3 separate regions of the Homo sapiens genome follow, and all the other regions are linked to region 1. Evidence: read pairs that join two places in POLR2A ChIA-PET (ENCODE). Cell type or tissue: PC-9. All regions are shown on one strand.

Region 1 (2,500 bases):
GAGGGGAACCCGCCCGCAGATGACCCGGGGGACCGGCGACCGGACGCGGCGGGGCGGAGCTGAGTGGCACAGGGGGCGAGGCTTGTAGCAGCGAGTCCCCCCTCCCCTCCTTTCGGACGAAGAAGGAAGACTTGGGCCCCGCGACTGGGCAGGAAAAAGGGGAGGGAGCAGCCTCTCCCCGCATGCGGCCCGGGAGGGAAGCCCCGCCCCCTTCCCGCGGGTAAAGGACACCCGTCTCCCAACAGAAACTGATCAATAAATTACAAAGTAGAGAAAAGGAAAGCGGACGTTTGGGGCGGGATTTCTTCCTCCCCGCTTCTTCCCCCTCTCAGTCCAGTTCATGTGGTTTGGTCCAGGCCCCGGCCCTGTGCGAGGCGGGCGCGCGCACTCCCGCTGGTCTGTACAGATGGTCCAGTCCTCGGCGCGAGCTCCCCCGCCCGCTCTCCCCGGCGAGGCCACAGTCCGGGCAGGAGAGGGAACAGCCCAGCCTCGGGAAGATTCTTCCGTCCGAGTGAGGTCACCTGCATGACGCCGGGCAGCGCGTGGAGCAGTGAAGATCCACCGTGCCGCCCCGCACCCCCAAGGTCGCCCAGCACGGTCCTCACCTGGAGGCCTGCACTAGCAGGAATAGGTCCGGACCGAAACGCCGTCTGCCCGGGAACTCCCAGAAGTCTGGCCTGGAGGGAGAGCGAGCAGCGGTTCAGCCTGGAGCACCCTCCTCCCTGTTCCTCTCCAGGATTCCTCCCTTTGGACTTCCCTTCCCGATGTCACAACGATCGCCGGGCTCCACATGGGTTTCCCTCCCTTCCCCGCAGCCAAGGACTCAAACTCGCATTGGGCGAGTTCACTCCCGCCCTGGGAAGGGGGAGTGGGATTTATCCATTTCATCCTGACGGGGGAGTCCGGAACGTTGGAGCAGTCCATTCCTCAGGGGTGGGCGAGAAAGGACTAGGCCATTCCAGAACCCGGACTACTGAGGTGGTCCATGCCCCACCCTAGGGAAGCGAGGAAGGGCTGTCGCATTTGGGAGCCCCCCACCTTCTGGCTGCAGCTTGCGGAGAGGGAGCCCCGGAGAGCCCAGGGCTCCCGCTGCAGCCGAACGAAAGTTGGGGGGCAACATCTCAGCTGAGTCGGGAGTTACGCCTCGGAGGTCCTTCTCCCGGAACATCTTCCGCCAGGATGGGGAGCGGCTGAAAGACTTGGCGCTGTCCTAGGTATAGGAGCCGGACAGCCGGTGAGGGACTCCTGCCTTGTCTGACTCCGCCCCTTCCTTTGACTCCACCCCTCTCCGGGTCTCACCTCTCCTTTAACCCCGCCCCTCTCCTGGCCCCGCCTCCAACCGTGACCATTAATAGTCAGGCCCCGCCCCCTCAGCTCAGCCTCTCGAGGAGCCGCTGGGAGCAGAGCCCTCTGAGCTGTTGCCGCGCCCACCTCGTCCAGCCGCCTGTCTGTGCCTAAGGAGATAAGGTTGCTGAATTCCTTCTCCAGAAGCTGCCGGGCCTGGAAAGAGGAGGTGGAGGGGGCGGTTGGAGCGTGCAGTCTGCGAGGTGGGGACGCCCAGCATGCTCCGGGCCCAGCGGCAGCTCACCTGTGCATTCTGCGTGGGGATCTGCAGGAGCAAGGCCAGGTCGGAGTAGTCGAAGGTCTCGTCCAGGGCGAGCAGTGCCCCGTGTACCCCGCTCTCCGTGAGGTTCGTGGCAAATTCCTTCAGGCCCAGCCCGGACACCCAACCCATGACCCGCTCATTGGACCACACCATCACGTCTGGGGACGGAAGGGACCCTCAGCCGTGCCCCTCCCGTGGCCTGGAGAGTTCAGTTTAGCCCATACCTCCACCTCCATTTGGTCTCTTCGGGCCACGCCCCCCACGCTGGCTCCACCCCCACGGTTATGGTGCCAATTTGCTTCTCCGGTCTCCCCCTACCCCCTCTCCTCCCCATCCAGCTCCACGCCCTCCACCTGGCTCCCAAAGGGACCCTTAGGCTCTACTCACCTCGGATCTGGGTCTGACTTTCTTCCCGCCTCCGCTCCAGGTCCTTCCGGTCATAGTTGAGCCGTTTCAGGCACATAATCCCATAATGTAGACTCACCCTGAGCAGCAGGGGAAGTGGAGTCACGGATGAGCTTTCCAGTCCCCTAGACTGCTGCTCCTACGGGTCCCTCCCCACTGGCTGCGCTCTTCTTGGAAAGGGTGGGGAGCTGATAAGTTCTATTGACTGTTGACCCCCTCAGGAGGTGAGGCATTTTCAATAATAGGCACTTCCTACTGGCCAGCCTGGAAGGGGTCCAGGGTTAACTAGCCAAGCCATTTCAGGATCTGAACTTTTCCTGTGGACCATCTCATTGGTGAAAGGAGCACAGAGTCAGGATTTCCTGAGAACTCAGGCTAAAAGGGCCAAGATAAGCCTGGGAATCTCCCATGGCCAATCCTATTGGCCAAAGACTCTCTGGGGTGGGGCTTCCCTTTGGACTGTCCCCACTGGCCAGGCAGCCCCCACCT
Region 2 (2,500 bases), 310 kb before region 1:
GAGCTGGGGCAGTTCAACCCCTACCCAGAATCCTCTAGGAGGGGACGTCTGTCTCCCTCTGCCCCATCAGCTAATTCTTTTCCTCCTATTGCTTTAAAAAAAAAGTTTGTGGTAAAATAGAGCATTTCAAAGTGTATAGTTCAGCAGTTTAGTGGCATTCTGTGCATTTACAGTGTTGTGTAACCATCACCACTCTAGTTCTAGAACATTTTTTCATTTTTTTTTTTTGAGACTGAGTCTTGCTCTGTCACCCAGGCTGGAGTGCAGTGGCATGATCTCAGCTCACTGCAAGCTCCGCCTCCTGGGTTCACGCTATTCTCCCGCCTCAATCTCCTGAGTAGCTGGGACTACAGGCGCCCGCCACCACATGCGGCTAGTTTTGTTTTTGTATTTTTAGTAGAGACGGGGTTTCACCATGTTGGTCAGGCTGGTCTTGAACTCCTGACCTCAAGTGATCTGCACGCCTTGGCCTCCCAAAGTGCTGGGATTATGGATGTGTCAACATCTTTAATTCATTCAATTAGGGTCTCAACTGAGTCCTTGGGCTGGTGCCACAACAGTGGCACCTATTTGGAGTCCACTTTGGGAGGCCGAGGTGGTCTGAGCCTAGGCATTCAAGACCAGCCTGGGCAACATGGTGAAAGCTCATCTCTACAAAAAATACAAAAAGTTAGCCGGGTGTGGTGGTGAGTGCCTGTAGTCCCAGCTACCTGGGAGTCTGAGGTGGGAGGATCACTTGAGCCCAGGAGGTAGAGGCTGTAGTAAGCCAAGATCACGCCACTGCACTCCAGCCTGAGTAACAGAGCAAGGCTCTGTCTCAAAGAAAAAAAATTTTTTTACCACATCTCACTCACCACATCTCCTCCATATTTCTTTCTTTCTTTTTTTTTTTTTTGTTTGAGACAGAGTCTTGCTCTGTCACCCAGGCTGGAGTGCAGTGGCGCGATCTCTGCTCACTGCAAGGTCCGCCTCCTGGATTCACGCCATTCTCCTGCCTCAGGCTCCCGAGTAGCTGGGACTACATGCGCCTGCCACCACGCCTGGCTAATTTTTTTGTATTTTTAGTAGAGATGGGGTTTCACTGTGTTAGCCAGGATGGTCTTGATCTCCTGACCTCGTGATCCGCCCGCCTCGGCCTCCCAAAGTGCTGAGATTACAGGCGTGAGCCACTGCGCCCGGACTTCTCCTCCATATTTCTTTCTCATCCTGGTCACGTCTTCCCTGATGCTAAATCCAAAGCACACTGCTCACTTGCTCCTTCTACAGACTCCCCTAGCATCTCTGATGTCACATATTCCTGATTTTTCTCTTACTGGCCCTTCTTTCTTTTTTTTTTTTGAGATGGAGTCTTGCTCTTGTCTCCCAGGCTGGAGTGCAATGGTGCGATCTCAGCTCACTGCAACCTCCGCCTCCTGGGTTCACGTGATTCTCCTACCTCAGCCTCCCAAGTAGCTGGGATTACAGGCGGCCGCCACCATGCCCAGCTAATTTATATATTTCTAGTAGAGATGGGTTTTTACCATGTTGGCCAGGCTGGTCTCGAACTCCTGGCCTCAGGTGATCCACTCGCCTCGGCCTCCCAAAGTGCTGGGATTACAAGCATGAGCCACTGTGCCTGGCTTCTCCTTTCTCTTTAAAGCAAAAAAGTTACTTAGAAGTTCCAAACTCAAACGCCCACAGGGAGAGAGACATCTGTGAGAAAGTCAGGGATATTTGAACATGAACTGGGCATCAGATGACATTAAAGAATGATTGTTGGCCGGGCATGGTAGCTCACATCTGTAATCCCTGCACTTTCCCACGCTGAGACGGGAGGATTGCTTGAGCTGAGGAGTTTGAGACTAGTCTGGACCTACACAGCAAGACCCCATCTCTACAAAAATAAAAGTAAAAAATTTGCCAGTCATGATGATGCACACTTGTAGTCTCAGCTAGTCAGGAGGCTGGGGTGGGAGGATTGCTTGGGTCCAGGAGTTTCAGGCTGCAGTGAGCTATGAACGCTACTGAATGCTAGCCTGGGCGACAGAGTAAGATCCTGTCTCAAACAAACAAACAAAAAACAAAAAGAATGACTTAATGTTAAGTGTGGTAACAGACCATGGTAGTTTTGTAACAAAATGAGCCCTTATCTGTTAGAAGAAAGGATTCAAATATTTATAGGAAAATACTGTGACATCCAGGATTTGTTTAAATTACTCCAAAGAAAATACAGAAGGAAACAGCGCTGGGATAAATGTTGATGATGGTTGAGGCACAGTGATGGGTAAACAGGAGTTCAAAATAAATGCTAATTATTCTGTGCAAGTTGGAAAGCTTCCCCCCAAAAGAAAAACAAAATTCCAAAAGAATGTCCAGAGGGTTCCAGGAGGCCTGAGAAGAGGGCCTGGATGAGAAGAGGAGCTTAACGATTCATGGAAAAGACAGGAGCTATTGGTCCCAGATGACTTTTGTCAGGGAAGTTGAGCCAAATGTTGACACATTTTGGAATTTTATTTTCAAG
Region 3 (2,500 bases), 170 kb after region 1:
GCTTCCCTTGTCCAGAGGCTTCTGGGAGTTAGAGTTCTTTCATTCTCTGGGGTCCAGGGACTTCAGTACTTGTGGTCTACATTGGGGAGCCATTTCCTGGGGAATGGAAACCCAGACAGCTAAGTTGTAGAAACAAAACGTGAACTGCTTTTGGCTAACCTATAATTTCCAATAGTCCCTAAAGCAGCCCACCTCATTATGAATGTTTCTGCCATCGGGATGCTGGGAGTTGTAGTTTCTCGGGCCCCTAGACTCAGTAGAGTGGTGGTAAGTAAAATCTTTAATGAGCTATGATGGAACAGTTGCTAAGAACTATACACCCCAGCAGTCCTCAGGACTTCCTATCACACTAGCTCTGTCTTGCTCCAGAGACTCTTGGAAATTGTGGTTTCTTTGGGCCTTTGTTAGGGTTGGAGGTGAATTTTCTTTTTTCTTCTTTTTTTTTTTTTTTTTTTTTTTTGAGACGGAGTCTCGCTCTGTCGCCCAGGCTGGAGTGCAGTGGCGCGATCTTGGCTCACTTCAACCTCCGCCTCCCGGATTCATGCCGTTCTCCTGCCCCAGCCTCCTGAGGCACCCACCACCACGCCTGGCTAATTTTTTGTATTTTTAGTAGAGACGGGGTTTCACCGTGTTAGCCAGGATGGTCTCGATCTCCTGACCTCGTCATCCTCCTGCCTCGGCCTCCCAGAGTGCTGGGATTACAGGCGTGAGCCACCACGCCTGGTGGTTGGAAGTGAATTTTCATAAGGAAACTACAACTCCCAGCAGTCTCCAAAGCTTGCTGCCATATTGGCACAGTCTCCACCCCCATTGACTGGGGATAGTTATATTTCCTTTGGGTTTCTTTAATAATAGAGCCCAGAGTACAGAACAAGGTAGCTGCAACTCCTCATAGTCCTTGGAGGTAAGGGAGTTGCTAACACGGCTTTGCCTCAAAGACAGCTGGGAATTCTAGTTCTTTGAAGCTCATGGTGGTTAAGGGAAGGAAAACATTTCCAGGCCAGGTGTGGTGGCTCATGTCTGTAATCCCAGCACTTCGGGAGGCCAAAACGGATGCATCGCTTGAGCCCATGAGTTCGAGACCAACTTGGCCAACATAGTGAAACCCCATCTCTATTAAAAAAAAAAAAAAAAAAAATTAGGCTGAGCGCAATGGCTCACGCCTGTAATCCCAGCACTTTGGGAGGCCAAGGCAGGTGGATCACGAGGTCAGGAGATCTAGACCATCCTGATTTAACACAGTGAAACCTCGTCTCTACTAAAAATACAAAAAATTAACCGGGCGTGGTGGTAGGCGCCTGTAGTTCCAGCTACTCGGGAGGCTGAGGCAGGAGAATGGCATGATCCTGGGAGGTGGAGCTTGCAGTGAGCCGAGATTGTGCCACTGCATTCCAGCCTGGGCGACAGAGCGAGACTCCGCCTCAAAAATAAATAATAATAATTTAAAAGAAAAGAAAGAAAACCTTTACAGGTTGTACTAGTGGGAATCCACAACTCCTGGTGATCACTTGGGTTTGTTGCCCCACGTCCGGTGCATTTGTGGTCTCCTTGGCTCCCCCAGGGTCCGCATGGCTCATGAGGAAGTAGGGAGTTCTCTGTCCCTTCCATGACCCCTTACCCTTCTTGTGGCTCCTGCAGCGGCAGTCTTTCCCCCCTGTGTGCACCCACAATATGCTGGATGACTCCTCAGACCCCATCCTGACCACCATCCGCCGAATCGGCCTCTTCAATAGCAGTGCCGACAGGGTGAAGGTGAGGGCATTTGGTCAGGGCTGGGTTGGGCACGGCAGAGGGAAGGGGTTGGGTCCTGGGCCTCACACACTCCATTCCCCTATAAGTTTTATCAAAGGTATTGCTGTGGTTAGAAAGAACCCTGGCTTCTGAGGCAGGCAGACCTGGGTTTGAACATTGGTCCTGCCAAACACATGCTGTGTGATGCTAGACAAGCTTTTTACCCTCTCTGGGCCACCTTGGGATCTCAGGGCTTAGCTAAATAAGGCACTTGGGCTGAGTCCTTCTTTTTCACTACCAGGTGATTTTCCACCCGGAGTTCCTCTCCTCCACAAGCCCCCTGCTCCCTGTGGACTATGAGGAGTTTGTCCGTGGCTGTCACCTTGGAGTCTTCCCCTCCTACTATGAGCCTTGGGGCTACACACCGGGTGAGTGTAGTGGGCAGGGGACAGCGTGGTCATGGCATCCTAGTCAGAGCTAGCATGTCTTGGGGCGAGGCACTGGCCTTCTCTGAGCCTGTTGCCTTCTTTGCAAAACAGGAACAATGGTAATCACCTGTTCTGCTACAGCGCGTGCTTTTGTGATACAATAGCTCATGTATTGAGAAACTAGAAGACTGGGTTTTGAGGACTAGTGAACTGGATGTCACAGTTCACACTGCTTTCTCCCAGAAAGCAGTGGCCCCCCAAATAGTGGCAATGAAATGCACAATTCACAAATACAGCCGAGTGTGGCCAAGTCTCCTCGTAAGACGTTCCCAGTGCCCATC

What was found. Peaks named below come from ENCODE experiments on the same cell type or tissue, not always from the same donor. Only the 100,000 strongest peaks of a DNase experiment are listed, where the experiment ranks them.
Region 2: POLR2A ChIA-PET joins it to region 1 with 9 read pairs; 3 of 35 experiments call an interaction of 5 or more read pairs at or near these places.
Region 3: POLR2A ChIA-PET joins it to region 1 with 6 read pairs; 7 of 35 experiments call an interaction of 5 or more read pairs at or near these places.

The regions. Positions count from the first base shown.
Region 1 is chr19:49,148,257-49,150,756 of GRCh38, reverse strand. It overlaps PPFIA3 (PPFI scaffold protein A3), which reads right to left. Exons shown (of 30, transcript NM_003660.4): 24 at 2,499-2,500; 25 at 1,994-2,091; 26 at 1,589-1,764; 27 at 1,432-1,500; 28 at 1,039-1,210; 29 at 606-677; 30 at 1-521. The coding sequence ends at 619. Among named protein-coding and RNA genes, the nearest start is that of HRC, 5.9 kb to the left of the region's middle. RefSeq lists an enhancer at 1,015-1,234. In PC-9, no CTCF peak of the experiment used is centred here; DNase peaks (open chromatin) are centred at 276, 846 and 1,346; H3K4me3 peaks cover 2,255 bases; H3K27ac peaks cover 1,013 bases.
Region 2 is chr19:49,455,947-49,458,446 of GRCh38, reverse strand. All of the region lies in intron 1 of ALDH16A1 (aldehyde dehydrogenase 16 family member A1), which reads right to left. Among named protein-coding and RNA genes, the nearest start is that of ALDH16A1, 4.0 kb to the right of the region's middle. In PC-9, no CTCF peak of the experiment used is centred here; no DNase peak of the experiment used is centred here.
Region 3 is chr19:48,973,872-48,976,371 of GRCh38, reverse strand. It overlaps GYS1 (glycogen synthase 1), which reads left to right. Exons shown (of 16, transcript NM_002103.5): 11 at 1,639-1,752; 12 at 2,033-2,159. Among named protein-coding and RNA genes, the nearest start is that of FTL, 9.8 kb to the right of the region's middle. RefSeq lists an enhancer at 1-100. In PC-9, no CTCF peak of the experiment used is centred here; no DNase peak of the experiment used is centred here.